Regions from separate parts of the Homo sapiens genome. Here region 1 is linked to region 2. Evidence: chromatin loops called from intact Hi-C (ENCODE). Cell type or tissue: adrenal gland. All regions are shown on one strand.

Region 1 (2,500 bases), 61 kb after region 2:
CCAGGGTGATGCCAGGGCCACGCACAGCTGAGCTCTCGGCAGCATGAGATGCACCCTCGTCCCCTGGTCTTGATGCTAACTCTTGTCCTCTGGGTGCCCACCTGCAGCCTCAGGCAGACTTGGAAGCTCTTTCCCTGGCTGTGCTCTGGCTCGTGTCCTTTAGGGCACTTAGCACAGTGAACTGGAGGCCTAGACGCCAGACCAATGCCCCCAAGGCTGTCATCTAGCACAGGGTTGGCACCAAGCTTGGCACCAAGGAAGGGTTTAATAAATAATGAATACATGAAGTGTTGTATAGTTTACGATGCGTGTTCTTATTCGATGCGTGTGGGGCAGGATAAGCACTGCAACAGTCTGTCATTTTACAGATGAGGAAACTGAACTTCGGAGAGGTCAAGACACCAGCCTAAGGTCCTGCAGCTGGCAAGTAGCTGAGCTGGCCTGAGTCCTGGAGGAGGAAACCCCACCTGTGTGCTGGCAGAATACGAGGGAACTTGGGTTCCGGTTGGAACTCGGGTTCCAGTTGGGCCCTTATTGTCAGGGGTGGGGGAAGTGGTGCTGTGTGTGGTCTGTGGCTGGGAGGGGTGTGGTTTGACTCTCAAGTCATATCAGCGGTATGACCTTGAGCTAGTGACTTCACCTCTCCGGGCCTTGGTTGCCTCATCTATAAAGTGGGGCCATGATGCCTGGTCCCTGGGGACTGCCAGCTCCCTGAGGACAGGCTCTGTGTCTGTCTCTTGATTGTGCTTTCCTACTGCCTGGCACATTCTAGGTGTCCAGGGTGATCATGAGATCCTGCACACAGAATGGCTGGGTCCAAGCCCAGGATGTTGAGTGCTCTCAGGGACTGTTGGTTGTTACTGTGTTATTTGGGAACTGAGGCACAGAGAGCCTGATGGCTCTCCTGAGGTCACCCAGCCAAATCCACAGCAGAAGTGGTGGCTTCACTGGTGAGTTGGGGTTGGTAGCACTGCCAGGGATGAAGTGGGACTGTGTCCAGGCCCAGGGGAGGGCCAGCTGGGCTGGGCTGCAGTCCCAGGGGGCAGCAGCCATGCTGGGCAGGGAGGCCGAGTGGGGATCTCTGAGTGCTAGGGATCTAGGGTTGCCCTCCACATGCCTGGAGGTGCAGAGGCTGCCCCCATCCCTGCCCGGCTGCCCCCATCCCCGCCCGGCTGACTCCCTTGCTTTATGTCCAGGCCGCCTGGAGGCTCTTGGTCGCCCTCTGCTGGGCTCTGAGTGCCTCTGCGGGGCCACCTCCAGAGGCTGTAAGAGGAAACAATGTCCCCTCCTCAGCCCAGTCTGGGTGTGAAAAATCAAAGATACCAAAGAAACCCAGGTAGGAAGAGAAAGTTCCCTCAAGCAAATCGAGGTCACAGATCATTTCTACAACGGCTTTCCTAGCTCTCTGTGCTGTGCCCGGGGCCCTGGCTTCTCTTTTTTTTTTTTTTTGAAACAGACTCTGGCTTTGTTGCCCAGGCTGGAGTGCAGTGGTGTGATCTCAGCTCACTGCAACCTCCGCCTCCCAGGTTCAAGCAATCCTCCCACCTCAGCCTCCCAAGTAGCTGAGATTACAAGCGGGCGCCACCACACCCAGCTAACTTTTGTATTTTTAGTAGAGACGGGGTTTCACCATGCTGGCCACGCTAGTCTTGAACACCTGACCTCGAGTGATCTGCCTGCCTGGGCCTCCCAAAGTGCTGGGATTACAGGCATGAGCCACCACGCCTGGCTGGGCCCTGGCTTCCTAGCTCCCACTGAGACCCTACGGCGGGACTCAGGCACCCACCACCACCCCCCGGAGGCTGCAGGTACCACTGCAGAAGCCTCACGACTGTTTCCTAAAAACCATGTCCAGGGTTTTCGGTTTGGTTTTGTTTTTGGCACATCTCAAGCCTTCGCCCACGTGCCTGACCCTCTTGCCTTGTCGTCCCGATGGGCTCCACACCGTCTGAGCCTCTAGGCTTCCCTAGAGTGTGTGCCCCCCACTCGCATTCCCATGCTTCCCCCGCCTGGCAGTTGGCACACAGCGCTGGGAGTCTTTCTTTTCTGAGACTTCCTCTCCTCCCCTGGACTGTGAGCTCAGGAGGTGTCTGAGTTTCCTAGCTCTGTTATAACAAAGTACCACAATCTGGGTGGCTGAAACACCAGAAATTTATTGTCTCACCATTCTGGAGGGTGCAAGTCCAAAGCAAGGTGTCTGCAAAGTTGCTTCTTCTGAGAGCCGTGAGGCAGACTGTTCCAGACCTGGCGCCTAGCTTCTGGTGGTTTGATGGCAACTTTTGGCATTCCTTGGCCCATAGGATCATCACTCCAGTGTCTACCTTCATCTTCATATGGGGTTCTCCCTGTGTGCATGTCTGTCTCCAAATTGCCAATTTTTTTTTTTTTTTTTAGACAGAGTCTTTCTCTGTTGCCCAGGTTGGAGTGCAGTGGCATGATTTTGGCTCACTGCAACCTCCTCCTCCCAGGTTCGAGTGATTCCCCTGCCTCAGCCTCTTGA
Region 2 (2,500 bases):
GTTAGGACAAAAAGACCTTCTCCCTAGCCCTTCTACCCCACCTGACCTCTGCAAGAGGGGGCATTGATACATCATCGGGAAAAAACTTTGCTCCAGGCATCACTGATTCCCTCTCCCACCCAAGGAGAACGTTTGGTACAATCGACATCCTAGCCCCACCCAGAGGTGGCCCTCCCAGGCTGGTATTTATCTGCAAGGTTGTAGTCAAGAGGTTTTTCTCCCCGCTTTTTGTTTTTAAGCTTCTAGACACTCCTTGAAATGTGTGTGTGATGGAGGGAAGGGGACAGATTTGAGGACTGAAGCTGGGGCTTGGGGATTGCCACTAAGTACAGCTGACGGTTTCTCCCCGGACACTCGCCTACTAAGTACCCTTGGGGTGGTGCTGGGTCATTACTTCTGAGCCCCAGCCCCAATCCAGAGAAGCGCTGTTGCCCGCCCTCCACCCACTAGGTGAACAGCAGGATGCCCTGTTGGGGGCTTCAGGTCTCTGTGGGTGGGAATGCAAGTGAACTTGGGAGGGGGCACGGGCCTGTAGATCAGGGATAGCGCTGTTGATCCCCTCTCTGTGGCTCCAACCCGTTGGGTCCCTTGCTGCAAACCCATGAAGCTGGCCCTCAGCTCCCTGACCCCCTGTCCTAGGTCATGAAGGACACTCTGCAGGGTGAAGCACCAGGGAGAGGCCTCGGCTGTCTCCTGTCCCCGGCGGGGTGCCTGCTGTCCGTCCCGCTTTCATGTTACTGTTGCAGCTTGTGCTGAGCCTGCCCAGTTGGAGGAGACTGGGCACCCCTGCCTCCTGCCTCCCGCCTCCCGCCACCCTGTCTCAGTACCTCCCCTCCCCGCCCCCTGAAACATGTGCCCCTGCCAAGGCCGGAGACCCACAGCCCTGAAACGAGAAGTGCCCTTAAGGATCACCCCAGCCCCCACAGCCCTGGAATAAATTTCGCAATTAGTTTCCAGCTACCTTTGCCTGTGTACGTTCTGGGGCCAAAGCAGAACGGCCCGGGTGGATTCCGGGTGGTCTAGGTTGGGGCAGCGCTCTGACTTGGATGGAGGTGGCACGCAGACCCTCTTTGCTTCAAAACTCTGAGGAGGCAGGTGGGTGGCGGGGCCGGGTGGGGGGACACCAGGCACTGTTGGGGTTTGGGACCCACCTCATCCCTGGGACCCTGAGGCACTGGGAGGCCAGGGGGATGCTGTAGCCTCTCTGCCTGTTGCATGCTGGCCATGCCAGCTCAGCCCCCATCTTGGGGCAGAAGGAGCAGCCATTTAAGGGGCACCTACTGTGTGCCACCCTCATCTCACTGTCCCCGCAGCAGCCCTGTGAGGCAGGGGTTATACTCTAGGAGGGGAAGGCACTTGCCAAGGGCCCATGAGCCACAGACCTGGGAGACCAGACCCCTCAGAGCCCTGCCCTTTCCTGTCTGCCCCACCACGTCCCTCACAGGTTCCTCCCCAGCCCCACGTGGTGGCGGCAGTGAGCACCGCCGCCATCTGAGGCTTCCTCCACTCCAGGCCCCCTGCTTAGTGCTTCCCGCCTCATCTGGGCACACTGACTGCTCTTTGAAGCCACTTCTGTAGGTTACAGATGAGGAAACTGAGGCACAGAGGGCCCAAGCAGCTTGCCAAAGGTCACACAGCTAAAAGCGGCACAGCCATGGTACAAAGCTCCATCGTCCTGATCCATTTTGACTAACTTGACTAGTTCTTCTCCAGGGTCACCCCCGGCCTCCAGATGCTTCATGCAAATTAGAAAAACGTGTTCCCTCTCAGGTGATGCAGCCCTAGGCACACAGTTTGGCAGTGGCTTTTATGCAAAGAAAAAGGTGTCCCTCTTCTTCTTGGCACCTGCAGATGCCTTAGTTCCTGCCCTGGGCAATGTCCAGTCTTGTAGGCGGAGACTATCTTAAACCAGACTGTAGTCTGATGTGATACTGCATATATGCCTGAGACAGACAAGGTGAGGAAGTGATTGACCCTGCTCCTGGGAGAGATGGGTCTGGGGAACAGGAATACTTTTTAGCAGAGGTGTCATCCAAATTGGGTTTTGAAGGATGCCCAGGAGTTCACCAGCTAGATAGGAGCTGGGGACAGTTCAGGCAGAGGGAACAGTGTGAGCAGAAGGATGGAGGGGTATCAGCCACCGTGTCTGGGGATCTAGGAGAAGTTACTCTGGCTGGAGAGTAAAGAGAGGGTGTGTATAGGGGACAAGAGGGATATGGAATGGAGGGAGGTGGGGGATGGGAAAGGACCCCTTGGTCCCACCTTTGTCCCCTTCCCCACAGCCCATATGATGGGTTTTTGAGGAGACAGGAGCCTGTTGAAGGTGAAGATGCTGAGATGTAGGTGGTCGGGGGGCCACCAAGTGCCCTGCCTGCCTCCTTGCTGCCCCTTCAGCGTCCCGCCCCTCCTGTCCCCGCTGAGGATAGAGTGCCGCACTTGGCCCAGCGTTCCCAGCACAGGGCAGGGGCTCTGCTGGCCCCACGGAGCCATGCTGTCTTCT

The links. Peaks named below come from ENCODE experiments on the same cell type or tissue, not always from the same donor. Only the 100,000 strongest peaks of a DNase experiment are listed, where the experiment ranks them.
Region 1: it touches region 2 in a loop (2.3-fold over the local background); 16 of 110 quality-filtered maps call a loop at or near these places.

What each region holds. Positions count from the first base shown.
Region 1 is chr9:124,418,456-124,420,955 of GRCh38, reverse strand. No RefSeq gene overlaps it. Among named protein-coding and RNA genes, the nearest start is that of PSMB7, 4.3 kb to the right of the region's middle. In adrenal gland, CTCF peaks have their summits at 1,003 and 1,208 (motif pointing left); DNase peaks (open chromatin) are centred at 65 and 1,045.
Region 2 is chr9:124,479,692-124,482,191 of GRCh38, reverse strand. It overlaps NR5A1 (nuclear receptor subfamily 5 group A member 1), which reads left to right. Exons shown (of 7, transcript NM_004959.5): 7 at 1-956. Among named protein-coding and RNA genes, the nearest start is that of NR5A1, 26 kb to the left of the region's middle. RefSeq lists an enhancer at 1-252. In adrenal gland, a CTCF peak has its summit at 1,442; no DNase peak of the experiment used is centred here; H3K27ac peaks cover 1,427 bases.